Linked DNA regions of Homo sapiens: region 2 is linked to region 1. Evidence: chromatin loops called from intact Hi-C (ENCODE). Cell type or tissue: heart right ventricle. All regions are shown on one strand.

The links. Peaks named below come from ENCODE experiments on the same cell type or tissue, not always from the same donor. Only the 100,000 strongest peaks of a DNase experiment are listed, where the experiment ranks them.
Region 2: a loop joins it to region 1, with 5 times the contacts of the local background. A loop is called at or near these places in 35 of 110 quality-filtered maps.

The regions. Positions count from the first base shown.
Region 1 is chr13:30,861,151-30,869,150 of GRCh38, forward strand. No RefSeq gene overlaps it. Among named protein-coding and RNA genes, the nearest start is that of LINC00545, 17 kb to the right of the region's middle. RefSeq lists enhancers at 1,277-2,227, 2,228-3,176. In heart right ventricle, CTCF peaks have their summits at 4,388 (motif pointing left) and 4,592; DNase peaks (open chromatin) are centred at 1,773 and 4,331; H3K27ac peaks cover 2,612 bases.
Region 2 is chr13:30,128,681-30,136,680 of GRCh38, forward strand. No RefSeq gene overlaps it. Among named protein-coding and RNA genes, the nearest start is that of LINC00384, 20 kb to the right of the region's middle. In heart right ventricle, CTCF peaks have their summits at 4,037 (motif pointing right) and 4,236; a DNase peak (open chromatin) is centred at 4,061; H3K27ac peaks cover 339 bases.

The sequences.
Region 1 (8,000 bases):
CCAGTGGAAAAGATAACCTAAAAGGTCGTAGTTATATTGCCCTGCAGGGTAATAACTTGCTTTGTAGCTAACTTAGCAAACCTGTTTCAATATTCCTTTCCTGAGAAAGCATGTAAGTGTCTGTTCCACAAATAGTCTTTGGGCAGTTTTACCTCCCTGTTGGTTCCCTCATTCGTGAGTGAAATCCGTCTTTATCAGGTGCTCAGTATATATTTGTATGAGTCATGCTTCTAATTATGTAAAACTCATACTTGGACAGAGGTGGGCAGAAGACATTAAATAAGTATGGTTAGCACCTATTTACACTGGACCCAACACCTGGACTTATTTTTTTTTTTAATTTTCAATTTTTGTGGGTACAAAGTAGGTGTATCTATAGAGTACCTGAGATATTTTGATACAGACATGCAATGCATTATAATCACATCAGGGTAAATGGGGTATTCATTACCTCAAGCATTTATCCTTTCTGTTACAAACAATCCAATTATACTCTTCTAGTTACTTTTAAATGTATTAAATTATTATTGACTATAGTCACCTTGTTGTGCTATAAATACTTGGTTTTATTCATCCTTTTTTTTTTTTTTTTTTTTTGAGATGGAGTCTCACTCTGTCACCCAGGTTGGAGTGCAGTGGCATGATCTTGGCTCACTACAATCTCCACCCTCCTAGGCTCAAGCAATCCTCCCACCTCAAGCTCACAAGTAGCTGGGACCACAGGCACATGCCACCATGCCCGGCTAATTTTTTTTTTGTATTTTTGGTAGAGACGGGGTTTTGCCATGTTACCCAGGCTGGTCTTGAACTCCTGAGCTCAAGTCATACACCTGCCTCGGCCTCCCAATGTGCTGGGATTACAGGCATGAGCCACCGCATCCCACCTTATTCATTCTTTCTAACTACTTTTTGTACCCATTAACCATCCTCACCTGCCACCCCCCAACCCCTCCCCCTTCCCAACCTCTTGTAACCATCCTTTTACTCCCTATCTCCATGAGTTCAAGACCTAGACTTTGGGCTCTGAGAAAACTTGGAAAAACCTAAATGCGGTCATTGTGTTCATGGATCTACTGGACTCATGAGTAAAAAAAGTAAGAGTTAATAAATTGTCTACTCAGCAAAGTGTCTCATTGCTACAGACACACTGTTTCCCACTCAGCAACAGTTGGGGGCTATTGGTGTCCATCTCCCGATACAAGTTTATATATCTAAAAAGAATCTCCGTCATCTCTGCTCCTTTTGCATACTTTGCTATTGTCAGTGTCAGTGAGGCATTTTCCTCTCTACCCACCAGGCTTGCAGTCTCAATGTGCCTTCCTCTTCCTCTCCTTCCTCGGCCAGTTGCTCACTAAGTTCTGTCAATGCTTTCTTCAGCCATTCTTTGGGAACCTCCCCTTTCTCTCTGTCCCGTGGTCCCCCCACCCAGGTGCTGGGATCTGTAGCATCCTCTTCCCTCTCCAGTGGGTCCCACATGTTATTGTCAGATTAATCTTCCTCATAAAAATGATGCTTCCCCATGTCACTGCCCTGTTTAAATCCTTGGGCACTTCTGCAGTTGTTACCCAGACTCATTTCCAGGCTTCCAAAAGCTTTCTACGGGAAAAGCCAAGTGAGGTGCTGGTCATAGTTCCTCCTTCTCGGAATCCTCAGAATGTCTCTCCCCGTGCAGGCCTCCCCCAACGGGAGGCTCTGAGTATAGCTTGCCAAGCCGAGAGACCCACTAATAAATTGAGTAGACAACGAGTGGGTGCTTGATTCACGGGCAGCCGGCACGCGCGGCCGGACATAAAGAGCTGCCCAACAGGAGCAGCCAGGCCTGGCTGGAAGCCACGGAGACAAGCTGATCCTCTCCTGGGAGTCTAACTCCAGACAGGAGCCGCAGAGGAGAGTCAGCGTGGGGTTGAGGGCTGGTCACCCAATCCGGAGCACTGGTGGCAGCCACAGACGAGGGCACCGCCAGAGTGACATCGTGTTCTGAATGCTCTCTTGGTGCAGTAATTGCGTCTTTTATTTTCTATATTCTGATGCTTTGACATCTGGGCCTTGCTGGCCGTGGAGGGACTGTCCCTCCCAGGGTTACCAATTATTCCAAAGATAGAAAACAACTTGCAACCCCCTACAATGTGCTTTTCAAATGCAAACCAACCCCTCCACAGCCCCACCCCAGCCACCTCTTCACCTGCCCCAATCACTCCTTCCGCAGGGCCAAGTCTCTAACTAAGGACAGCCCATATACCCCAGAGCCCACTAAAACCAGCCTACCCTGAGCCTGCCTGCTCTGCCTTGCCCACACCTTCCAGCATGCGCCACAATAAGGGCCCCCGCCCACAGGTCCAGCCTCTCTGGCGACCTCCCGACTCGCTCTGGAGCTCCCCTGTGTGCCCCCTCCCCACGTGGCACAGCATGTCCTCTCCTCTTGGAAACCGTGAGTAACAAGCTATCTTTTTACTGGCAGTTGTCTCCTATCTGTTTGCCTTACCATACCTCAAATTTTTAATTAATTTACGAAGTTTTAAAATACTCAGCTCCCACATTACATTCCCGTCTCCCTGGAGTTTGGCAATGTGGCTGCCCCTGCGTTTTTAGACGCAGGGCTGTGTGCTCTTCCTGCCTCATTCCTGCATCTCAGAGTCAATCCCCTTCACTTCAGGTACATCAGGTGTCTCTGTTCCTTGCAGTCTAAAAAAAGCCAACTTCAGGAATTCCCCATCTTACCCTTATCTACTGCCACCTATTCTACTACGCTTCTCAGACTCTCCGCTTCAACCATGTAAGCCATCTTTTCATTCTTGTGTGTTCCCGTTCTCCATTATCTTGCTAATATAAGCTCTTCGAGGAATGCCCTCCCTCCTTTCCTTTGCCAGGTAAATCTACTCTTCCTTCAAGACCTGACTTGTGTTTCATCTCTCCCGTGGTGGCTTCCATGACTCTGCTTCCCTGGGTGGCTTCTCTGTGCCTGTCTCTCAACACCTGCATCACCTACTCCCGGGACACTACAGGCAGCCTACGCCACCTTACATTATTCAGTATTCACTTCTCAATATTCAGGAAATGTCTTTCCCTAAGGCTTTATGTTCTCTTGGTTCAGGGACCAAAGTTTTGATTTTGTGGGATGACAGGATGCATTTGATACCAAATACATCCCTCCACATCTTCCTTCTCATTGAATTGCTGTATAAAATTCCCACTTCCCAGAACAGTTGTTGCCTATGGACCCAGGGCCTGGCCTAGAGGGGAAGCCAGGTCTCTGCTCACCTCTAGTCTAGGCTTTTCCCGTTTGGGAGGTGAGGTTGGCCTGCCCCCAGCTTTCCTGAATGGAGAGCGTGCATTCATTTCCTAATATGCCACGATCCTTGGGAAGATTTCTTTTGCTTTAGTTTGCTGTCAGGCCTGGAAGGGAAGGTGAAGTGGGGAGTCAGTGAGGAGGGGGCTGGGCCACCTGGTGGGATGTTGGGAACTATTTTCTGTGCAGAGGCCAAGGCTGGGGCTGGGGGTGGGACACATGGAAATCAAACATGTACTTCACAGTTTGGTCCTGGGCTGACCTGTTTATAATAAAAACATTTGGTTTGACTTCCACAGACTCCAAGCCATGACGTCAATGTTGATGCATTTCAGGCCACATTCCTTTTAGTCTCCGGAGAAGTTCTTTACAAAAAGCATGAAAGGTGGAATCAAATAGTTCCTGGGATCATCTCCAGTCTGAGACATCACATTTGCACTTTAAGCAAATGATTCAGATACTAAAATTCAAGCCCTAAATATGCCTTTTCAACTACAAACTAATTATTTGTGTCTAAATCAATGGACGGTGTCTCTTTAAATGTTCCCTTCATTCCTCATGCATGCTATAATCAGCAGATGGCCCTACCTTCCCCCACCACCCCCTTTTAAACAGACCCTTCTAATAGCTAATATCCTGCAGTGACCAAAGCCATTAGAAGGATTAAGCCATTACTATCCTGTCCAGCAAACACACAATGCTCACGGGGATTGCCTTTTTTTTTTATTTTTTGGTTGTTGTTTTTATGGATGAATCAGGGCCCAATGGTAGGCTGAAAATCAAAACAGGGAGGGCAAAGGGTTATAGTCATTCTTTTCAAGGACACCTCCCAAACAGCCTCAGGATTTGAGATTCCTTTGTTAGAATGACGGCAGATGTCAGCCTTGTGGCTAGTGCAAGCTCCGAAAGGACACAGTACGCAGACCTCTGTCCCTCGTTTCCTTAATATCTAATACTCATCCTTTCCAGAGCACCACTGTGGCTGTCTCGTTGCTCTGCCTGTCCACACAGGCCTGTTTGTGCTGTAACAGACAAGCAACCAGCAGCCCAGCCCAAAGCCACGTTGCAGGGCCCAGGACTGCTCTGAGACACTGCCACCCAGTGGCGCTTCTGAAGCATAACAGCACACAGAAAGGGAGCAGGGAACCCAGTTTTATAAGCATGGAGGGGGTAGGGGGTGCAAAAGCTGGCCTAGAATCGTGAGGCCGAGCTGCAGAAAAGCATGCTCCATGGCACGGAGGCAGGTAGCTAGTTTGGAGATGGCTAAATAGGGCAAGTGACAAAAAACACGAAGAAAGGCAGCTGGAATATAAAGAGAGGAATAAAGAAATGTAATGACATGGAAAGCGTGAGCAGTCTTTTCTAAATGGAAGAAATACGCACTTTCTCTAAGTGAGAGCTGGAGCGAGATGACCGAAAGATGAGTCAATGGAGCCCTTTTTTGGAGTTGGCCTCAGTTTGGATTACTCAGTATCTCACATGTCTGGGTTCTTAAGGATCCTTGAGCTTTGCTGACTTTGGGGAAGTCACTGTATTTCAGTTTTGTGACCCGAAGGGGCTGAGCTGAACCTCTAAACAGCTTCCCTGAGCCCTAACAGTGAGTATGTAATTAAATACCTGAGACGTTGAGTGAACAAGAAATGCAGAAATACAGAAAATGCAGGCTGTGAGCAATCCTTAAATCTTGTGTTTGACTTCAAAGTGCTGTAAGGGAGAACCTGAAAAATACATCCACTTACACCTTTGGTGGTTCAGGACTTGCCAGGAGAGTGCATGGAAGGGACCCCCATCCCACAGCGCATGGGTGACTCTACCCGCCATCTAACCTCCCTGAATCTCAGCAGCCAAGGCCAGTGCACTGAGATCTGCACCTCCAGCACTTTCAGTGTAGGGCGAGACAGGTTTAGAAGGAATTGGGCTTCTCTAAGATTGAAGCTAAACCAGAAGCTAATGGGTTAGTAATTTAATAGGTCTCCCTTTTCGGCAATATTTTCATTTTAAAAAGAAAACTTCTGTTAGAGGGCAAGTAATTCCAAAGAAATTAGATTCTGCTGGTTGAAACGTTAAGAATCCAGGCAGGCGGTGAGGGAAATTCGTTTCCCGGCTTCTCCAATCTAATCTGATAGTGCCCGTCTTGCCTCAGTCGTTAATACTTCTTGGGAAAAAGCATATGTGATCACTCTTTTAAAAACTGTTAGAATCACTTTCCTATCCAAGGTCTGAAAGAAGATTTGGGCTTAGGCTCCATTTGAAGAAATCCAGGTTGTATTTCCCCCAGCATTTAGGGTTTGATGGTTTCTGCTTATCTAAAGTGCTCACATTGCAAATATGAGCAGCAGGGCTGGGGATTTAAATTCTGTCTTGATGGGAATTTGAACTGAAATGCTCTGCCCACTGCCACTTTATAAGCTGGGAATCATCAAGCTAGCTACAAATACCTCGAGGGGTCCTTGCAGTTGCTCAACATAAATCAGCAAAATGACAGGCAATTGACTTTGAAGACAGCGCTCACATGGCTGAGTGGCTGGAGCTGCTGGAAGCAGATGAGGGCATTTTCCTGTAAACATGATTGTGATTAGCACCAGAGTAAATAGCGAATCGGGCTCTATCTGTCAGACTCCAGCCTGCTCTGGATTTTTCATTAGGTAGAAATCAACATGTGACTCAGTGCAGCAAAGTTGGCAATTATAAGAAATAAGTTTCTATTTCAACACCTGGTGAATACTTCTGATTTTCCTAGAAGGTAAGCAAGAAGGAAAGTTGATTTTGCCATGTTTTCATGTAGGGATAAAATAGGAGTGTGGGAATCAGTCCTTTCACTGCAAGAGCAATTCAGCTTCTAGTCCGTGCTCTGATGCTATCTAACAAAATGTCTGGCATAGCTCAGATTTTGGCTAAGTGGAAAGGTGCACGTTTGAAAGGTTGACCCTACCAGTGTCATCTGAGGTCACTAATTCATATGCCTAAAGAGCCCAGGAAGGTAACATCAGTAGGTAAGCTGGCTGGAGGGGCTGAGGCCAAGTGGAGTGTGCCGGCCCTGTCCAAGGAGGCAGGCTGACCCTGCTCCAGCATGGACTGTGGCCAACTGGGGCAGAAAGGCTTGGGTTGTCATATCAACTGGTTTTTCAAAAGAAGCCAGAATTTGGGATTTTCATGTAAAACACTGGGAGTTCCAAATCAAACATGTCTACAAACCCAAAAGCATCTAGCCTGTTTGCAACCTAGTATTGGGCTACCTTCATGTTGGATTCCTCCAAACTCATTCTAGCTACATCAGGTCTCTAAGCCATTTCAAAGGATTTCCAGAGAGAGCTTGCATAGACTCCCTTAGCAAGGAAATGAAAAATCTATCAGCTCTCCAGATCTAGAAGGTTTTTTTTAAAAATTCTAATTTAGATCTTTCATGCTGCAACATAAACCACTTCTTTTTATTCTCAATCAATGGAAATGAATCAATGGAAATGATAATCATAACTCACACGGGAATTTTAAACTCAGTTGGCACTGAACAGAAGGAAACCTCTTAAATGATCCGGAGCTCTGTTCTCTCAAAGGTAGCTTGTGCTATAGAGGAGTGAGAGCAGTCGTAACTCTGGTGGGCCTGGTTCAGGTCACCACCTGCTTTGAACCTCAGTTTTCTCCTTATAAAATGGGTTTTCTCCACCTCGTGGGCCCTGTACTGTGAAGAGTGGGTACTGGCTGACTGCAGGAAGATGTTTGTCTCCTCTGGGGTCAGCTCATCTGGCTGGGAATCTCAACACCACCACTTACTCCGTGTGTGACTTTGGGCAAATTTCTTACCCTTTCTAAACCTGGGTGTCCTCATTTCATTTTTTTTTTTCTAAGACAGGGTCTTGCTCTGTCACCCAGGCTGGAGTGCAGTGGTGTGATCACAGCTCACTGCAGTCTTGAACTGTTGGGCTCAAGTGATCCTCCCACCTCAGCCTCTCAAGTAGCTGGGACCACAGGCACATGCCACCACACCTGGCTCATTTTTGAATGTTTTAGGACATGTAGCCCAGGCTGGTCTTGAACTCCTGGGCTCAAGTGATCCTCTTCCCTTGGCCTCCCAAAGTGCTGGGATTACAGGTGTGAGTCACTATGCCCAGCCTGAGTGTCTTTGTGTGTATTTGGTGGGGGTGGGGGGAAAAGTGTCACTCTGTTGCCCAGGCTGGAGTGCAGTGGCGCAATCTCCGCTTACTGCAGCCTCTGCCTCCTGGGTTCAGGGGACTGTCCTGCCTCAGCCTCCAGAGTAGCTGGAATTATAGGTATGCACCATCACGCCTGGCTAATTTTTGTATTTTTGGTAGAGATGGGGTTTCACCATGTTGGTCAGGCTGGGTCTCAAACTCCTGACCTCAAATGATCTGCCCGCCTCAGCCTCCCAAATTGCTGGGCTTACAGGTGTAAGCCACTGTGCCCAGACTGGGTGTCTTCATTTTTAAGGCAGAGGTAAAATAGTGCTTTCTCCATAGCATTGTGGAGAGGAGTAAATGGAAAGCTCTGAGTCAAAAGCTTGGCTCAGACCCCAGCCCTCAGAGGGGCTGGAAGGACTGGGCACAGTGGTGATGATGAGGAGGGAGGAGTCTAGGATGATCCCAGGTTTCTGGGTGACTGGGTGGATGAGGGAGCATTAATAAAGACAGATGATACCAGAGAAAGAACTGGGCTGGGAGACAGGTAATTTCTTCAGTTCAGTTCCTACTGAGTTGAA
Region 2 (8,000 bases), 730 kb before region 1:
CAGTTGCAACAGTGATGATAATGGCAACACTAACTAGCTGTAGCAGGTAGGGTGTATGGCTTGGCAGAACGTCTGTGTAATTATTAGCAAACCACCACTGTGTTGATTGAATAGGTGTAAGATTCTCCCATCTTGCTCTGCTCATGCTTGCAGCCCACATTTCCTGTCTCAGAACCTGTATGTGCATATCGCTGGTTGATGAACCCCATCTGGCTCTGCAGTTTGACTATTCCTGCAGTTTTCACTTTTCTCCTTTCTAGTCATCCTTTTTTTCCATGCTGTTGGTCTGTCTTCATGAAGTTTCATCTTGCTCTTTTTTTTTTTGAGATGGAGTCTCGCTCTGTGGTCCAGGCTGGAGTGCAGTGGCACAATCTCGGGTTACTGCAACCTCCGCCTCCTGGGTTCACGCCATTCTCCTGCCTCAGCCTCCCGAGTAGCTGGGATTACAGGCAACCACCACCACGCCCAGCTAATTTTTGTATTTTTAGTAGAGATGGGGTTTTGCCATGTTGGCCAGGCTGGTTTCCAACTCCTGACCTCAGGTGATCCACCCACCTCAGCCTCCCAAAGTGCTGGGATTATAGGCGTGAGCCACCATGCCCAGCCAATTGCTTAAAACTTTTAAAACTTTAAGTGAATAGAATCTAGAAATGCATACCAGTCTTCCAAAGAATCACTAATAGTTGTTATATATCAGTGTCCAAATCTTAATCATAAATGATGTGATCAGTGAGTGATTCTTGAACATTCATTGCTGAGGGTGGTCATAGCACTTCACACTCCACCATCCTTGGGAAGGCAGCAGAAGCATCATTGGTGCAGATGCAGGTATTGTAACTGCTATTCCATAGACAGATGGAAGTGGCATGCAGGAGAGGCAATAACCCTCCCACAGTCCTCACCACATGCCCCTCTCCTCCGCCTTGGGAGCTTTCCAAGCATGATAGTGGTTGGGCCTCACAATAACCTCTGAGAAAGCTGTTAGCATCAGGAAGTCAGAGAGGCCATCCGAATACACCCTTCTGACCTCCCCCCTCTTTACCTCAGGGCATAATGTGAAGTTTCTTCAACAGGACCCTCCCCATGAATGTTTGTAGGGCTCATGACTCAATCAATGAATGGATGGCAAATCCACTCATGTCATCGAGACATGAACACTTGGAAACTGAGGGAAATGTAGCTTCCTGTGAGAGTAGCAGGATGGTGATGTGGTGATGCCAGGATGAAGGGAATCATGGTGTCTAGAGGCTGGGCAATTTGACCCTTCCCAGACCCTGAGGACATGGGGTCTCCGAAGCAGATGCCCAAGTAAATCTACTCCAATATGGGAAGATGAAAGTAAAAATTCTATTCATAATTATTTTGTTTAAGAATAAAAGCTTGAGTTACATAAATATGTGATAAATAAATGGACAGTAGAATATGTGTGTGCATATGTATGCATATTTGTAATTTTTTTTTTTGAGACAGAGTTTTCCTCTGTCACCCAGGCTGGAGTGCAATGGCACAATCTCAGTTCACTGCAACCTCCACCTCCCGGGTTCAAGCAATTCTCCTGACTCAGCCTCCCAGGTAGCTGGGATTACAGGTGCCTGCCAACCATGCCTAGCTAATTTTTTTTGTATTTTTAGTAGAGACAGGGTTTCACCATGTTGGCCAGGCTGGTCTCGAACTCCTGAGCTCCAGCAATCTGCCCACCTCGGCCTCCCAAAGTGCTGGGCGTGAGTCACTACACCCGGCCGCATATTTGTAATTTAAAATAAACATACGTAGATGAGGGTACACCTGCCCCAACATTTTTCATCATAGAGAAGCATGGTCAGAATAGTTTGAAGACTACCAGCTAAGGTAGTGACAGCAAATCCAATTCACATCAGGGAGGTGGTAAGGCACAGGCCTGAGGAAGCCTCGATGCTCACGGACTGCCCTGCAGCAGGGTGGGATAAAAGTGTCACTCCAGAAAAGAAAGGAGGAAAAGTATCTCTCTGAGAACCCAAACTTCATAATCCAATTGTGAAACTAGTGTAGATTTTTAGTCAACAGAAATGTAATCCCTGTGTGCTGTAGGCATCTCTGACACCCAGAACTGATAGTGGCCAAACACCGTTAATAATCACTGGGCACCATTTACGGAGGTAACCTCCACCTTTAGAACTGCCACACCTGGGCCGGGCGCGGTGGCTCAAACCTGTAATCCCAGCACTTTGGGAGGCCTAGGCAGGTGGATTGCCTGAGCTCAGGAGTTTGAGACCAACCCGGGCAACATGGTGAAACCCATCTCTACTAAAAAATACAAAAAATTTGCCGGGTGCGGTGGCGCGCGGCTGTAGTCCCAGCTACTCAAGAGGCTGAGGCAGGAGAATTGCTTGAATCCGGGAGGCGGAGGTTGCAGTGAGCCGAGATGGTGCCACTGCACTCCAGCCTGGGTGACAGAGTGAGATTCCGTCTCAAATAAATAAATAATAAATAAATAAAACAAATAAATGCCACACCTGATTGTCACCACCACCTTATGTTCTACATTGTACCTCAATTTTACAGAAGAGGAATCAGGCTCAGAGAAGCTAAAGAAGCGGCCTGAGTCCCAGCTAGCAAACAGCAAAGCCATGATTTGGACAGAAGCCTGTGTGACTCCAAAACCCACGCTCTTTTCACTGTGATGCACGGCTAATACTGAGCTGAGTGATGGGAAAGGAGCTCTCTCTGTGGATTTCCAGGATACCTTCAAAGATCAGGTTGCTCTGTTTGCAGACGCAACTTTGCAAGGACAAGCTGTGTCTTCACTCACACTAGCTCGGCACAGGTTCTGAGCACCTTTTGCAATGGAAGTTATTTAACATGATCACAACAAAATGAAGATATTGAAAACCTGGATGTGAATTCTGAAACCAAGAAATTATCCCATGTTCTCCAAGACCTTGCACCCCTTGTGGCCATGCTAGGCACATGGACCCAAACCTTCAGAGAGGCTGTTGTCAAAAGACGAGATGTTGGCCAGGCGCGGTGGCTCACGCCTGTAATCCCTGCACTCTGGGAGGCTGAGGCGGGTGGATCACCTGAGGTCAGGAGTTTGAGACCAGCCTGACCAACATGGTGAAACCCCGTCTCTACTAAAAAATACAAAAATTAACCGGCCGGCGTGGTAGCAGGCGCTTGTAATCCCAGCTACTTGGGAGGCTGAGGCAGGAGAATCGCTTGAACCCAGGAGATGGAGGCTGCGAAGGCTTCAGTGAGCCGAGATTGTGCCACTGCTCTCCAGCCTGGGTGACAGAGCGAGACTCCGTCTCAAAAAAAAAAAAAAAAAAAGAGACTTGTTGTTTACCAAACTCACCCACAAACAGGAATGCACATGCCGTGCCCTCTTGTCAAATGTCAGTTATTAATAAACGCTTTCCCTTTTGTGTTAGAGAAGAAATAGCTCCTTCTCAAAGAATATGAATTTCTCTGTTACATGAAAATAGATGATCAGTTCTAAAAATTCATAACCCTGGTGGTGAGTTTGTTTTGAGAGTTTAATGATTATTTTTTATTTCCTTTCCTATAGTTGTTCACCTTTTCCTTGTCTTCTGAGATGAAATTATATCCAACACAAATTGCTAACTTTCACCTAGTATTCACAGGGTTAGTAACTGGAAATGGCAGGAGTTTGGGTATAGGAAAGAAATGAGTAAAATAGAAGGGGAGGAAAATCTCAGCTTTTTAAAACTGTGTTTTTAAATTTATTTTTAATCGACAAATATAAATTGTTTATATTTATCGTGTACAATGTAATGTTTTGAAATATGTGTACCTTGTGGACTGGCTAAATCGAGCTAATTATGCATTATCTCACACACCATTTTTGCAATGAGAAGACTTAAAATCTACTCTCCTAGCAACTTTTAAGGATATAATATCTTGTTATTAACTCTAGTTACCTCGTTGTACAATAGCTCTCTTGAACTCATTCTTCCTGCACAGCCAGCCCATTGTAAGCACCAAGCTGGCAGCCGGCTCCTTTGAGAGGGCTCCTGCTTGCCTTGTGTGACACTATCGGCTGCGGCCAGCAGGGGGCGGCTTCTCCTTGTTTGAGAGAGAGCCTCGCTTGGGCTGCTGTGTGCTGAGATGAAACGCGCCTGACCAGGGACCCGCCCCCAGAACTGGCAAGGAAGCTCCTCTCAGCCTTTGCCTCTGCAGAGAGGGCCAGGAAGGGCTGGTGGAGAAACGAACGCCTCGCACGTCCTCGGTGCACATGCGTTTATTCATTATTCAGTACTTGGGGGGGCACTCACTGAGGGTTGGACGTAGAGCCGGGGTGAGGACGGCAGAGAGGAGTGAGACCCGTCCCTGCTCTTAAGGGGCTCCATGTTGGGTGGGGGCAGAGGTCCAGGCCATAGCGACGGGGACCCGGAGGCAGGACCGAGAGCCCAGAGAGTTGGTGGCGCTGCCGTCCCTGCACTGGGTGGGCCGTGCTGGGAGAAGGTCCCGGGGATCACTCCTCCTAGGCCGCCGGGGCAGTCTCTCCAGCCACCCTCTTTCCCCAGAGCCAGCGGGCTGGGGTTCTTGGTTTAGACTCTCTTCTCTCCTGTCCTGGAGGACCAGCCATTTGACGCCCTTGTCCACTGGGAGGATGTTTTCCATGATTCCACTTCTTCCCTTCCTCGGCCACCTAAGGCAGGCCGGCTTATGCGTGACTGTCAACCGAGGCAGGCCACAGCGCTGTGGGCAGGCGGTTTTGCACGTATCCTTAGTGACCCTGAAGGCCCAGCCTCTGCTGGCTGCCTGAGCCGAGGGTTTTACTTCTTTTCATTTAATCACTTTATTGGTCCTTGCCGGGAGGGAGCCCATGGGTCCTGGTAAAAGTGCATCTCCCTGTGGTTCTGGGGCTGATCCTCCTTCTGGAGCAGAAGACAGAGCTCAGTGAGGACCGCCTGTGCTGCCTGCCTGGGACGCCCCAGCCGCAGGGCCGCGCAGGCGTGTTTCTTTGAGAGCCCTCCCCTGGAAGCTCCCTTTCACTCCACCCTGTTGATAAGGCCCAGGACAAAAAGCAAGCAACCGCTGGAAACACACCTGCTGGAAACACGCCTCCAGTGCCAGCCCAGGAGGTGGTGGCCCTGTCCTGACGCCCCGTCTAGCCACCGGGCCAGAGCTGGGAGCCCCATAGTGGAGTCTGTGTCCGGCAGGTGTCTCTGGACAGCTGAGGTTCTTGTAACCAAAGAGGTTCGTTTACCTCCTTAGATCACCCAGGGACAAGTGATGTGTTTTGTGGCCTCGGATCGTTCCGTGCTGTCTCTGGTGGGTTATTTATTCAATGTTCTAGGTTGACTTGTCTGCTTTTAAAAAAAATAAAACAAAATAAAAGGAAGAGTAGGAGAAAATAAGAAATTCCAGGGTTGTTATGAAGCCAGAAATCTAAAAATAACTTCGGTAAAGACTCAGTTGTGGCTTCTCTTTATTTTGAAAGAGCAACAGCTAATGACCAAAACAGGCTAGCTTTGTCCTGGCCGGTGACAGGCCACTGGACAGTGACTGCATTGTAACCAGGGACACACGGCCTCCCGACAGACAACACTCCTGCCAGATGGGGCAGCTCGTTCAGTGAGTGACTCCTTCCGTCAGCAGGGGCAAGGGGCAGGGGCCCTAGGTCCTGCCAGCTCTGTGGCTTCCAGGGTTCCTCTGGGGGCCTCAGCTTCATCCATGTGAGCAGAGACGAACAACAGGGGAAAGGTCACCCACAGAGGATTTAAAGCAGTGGCCATAAAGACATCCACTGATCTCCAGAAAGCCAGGCACTGCGCCCTCTGCCACCATCTTCAGATCTCATAATAGTGGAGAAATATTTTGTGGCCCTTCTGGCTACCATGCACTGTGCTAATGGCTTTGTTTTTATCACTTTATTGAATTGTCACAACTCTGTAAGACACCCCACTTTACAGCCAAGAAGACAGAGGCTCTAAGAGGTGAAGTAACTTTCGGAGCTTTGCAAAGCTAGCAAGTTGCAGAACCTGGCTCTAAACCCAGATTTAACTGTCATCCAAACCCCTGCTCTAGCCAAACCCCTGCCCTAGCCTTAACTGCTATGCTGTGCTGGTTTGGCTGTAAAACCATGATTCAGTGAAAACAAATATGAGCCTGACAGAGCAGAAAGAAAGTCCTAATGTGGAGGGTTACAAAGCCTTAGGGCAGCTCCTGAGAAAGACACAAAGCCATCTCTTATGAGCTTATTCAGTCCTCTGCAAAAAGAAAGGTCCTGGACAACGTGTTCCCTGCCAGCAACTCCACCCCCTAACAGATGTTTAATTGAACACCTACTATATGCCAGGAACAGCGGGGTATAAGACCAAGCCCTCACTCTAATGAATTTGAGCCCTAGGAGGAGAGAAGCAGCAAGTCAACTACACGCAAGTGAGTGATTAAAGGAGGAAGATAAATCCAGTGGGTGAGAAATGTGGTCAAAACAGGGCAACATGGAAAAGAAAGCTGACCTGGGGAGGCAGCGCTGGTGTGGGTGGTGCAGGGCAGGCAACCAGCCTGGGGAAGCCGTGTGAAGCCAAATCTGCATTGATTGTTGAACACCCATTAGCAAGGAGAGCTCTCCAACCATTGCGGGGGCAGCTCCTTCCAGCCAAGGGCCCAGCTTCAGTCTCAGGTGGGAACAGGCTGGAATCTGGTGAGGAATGTGACCCCATGCGTGTTTTCAGGAGGTCACGCTGGCTGCTGGCTGTAGAATGGGCCAGAGAGGGGCAGCGAGGAAACCAAACCAATGAGCCACTGGACATCAGTGATCCAGGCAAGAAGGGATGTGGCCTGCCCCCAGGGACAGTGTGAGAGAAAATGCCCTGCACGGCTCAAGCCCCCATAGACAGAGACTTCAACTCCACTCCCGGGAAAACCTTGGGAAAGGGCCACTTCCAGCCCAAGGGGGAGACAGACACCCCGCACTGCTGCACTCTCAGCTGGGTTCTCAGGCCCTCGCTCTCCTCCTTCCCATGGTGGCTCTAACCTTGGGGGACAGGGCAGTGGGGGACTGTGCTGGAGCCCCGGGGTGGCTGGGGTGACTGAGGGTGTCATCTGCCTGAGCTGGCCCTAGCCTGCTCTCCACCTGGTCTCAGCCATCCTGCTGATGCATGGCCTCCTTCTGCCTAACATCTGCATTAGCGGGAGCAAGAAGACAATATATGTAAGAACGATCTTGGAAGAGCAGCCAGCACATACCTGCCAACTGATTCTGGTTGTAGGGGACGAAGGATGAAGGGGTGAAGGATGCCTGTGAGGTTTGGGGCCTAAATAAGCAGATGCCTGGATGGCCATTTACTGAGACAAGGAAGATGGGCGGACACTGGTTTGCAGGGAAGTCCAAGAGTTCTTTCCATCCAGGGCTGACCTCCAAGTGCAGATGTGTAGTGGGCAGCTGGAGGAAGAACCCCAGGCAGGTGCCCAGGCCTCCTGCTGTCCACCCCAGAGGCCGCCAACCCTCCTTCCTTCCCTGTCTCCTTCTCCATTCCCACCCTGAGCCCCGTCCCCACCCTCAACTCACCGTCTCTCCCACTGTGACAAGAGTTACACAAGGACTGGAGGCAGCTTTGAAACTGTTTCCTCTCATGAACTTAATTTAAAAGTAATTAATTTTTTTAAAAGCCACTGGCTCAGTTATAGAGAGACCCACTGGATTCAGGAGAGGGTGAGCCTGGCGCCAGCCAGCTGTGTGGCAAGGCATCTTCTCCCTGGCGCTCCCATCTGGTGCCTCCAGCCTTAACGAAGTGGCAGTGATGCCAGATGGTGTTAATTCACACACTTACAGTGGATCAGGCCCTCCACTCCATGCATGTTATCTTATCCTCCCAGCGACCCTGGGGGGTAAGTAAATACTGTTATCCCCATTTTTCAGATGAGATAACTGAGGCTTGGAGGTTTTCATGAAAAACTAACCCAAGATCTTACAGATAACAAGTGATAGAGATGAGACTACAATCCACGTCTGTTGCCTCTGGCACCCTGTGCTCCAACCTCACAATCCACAG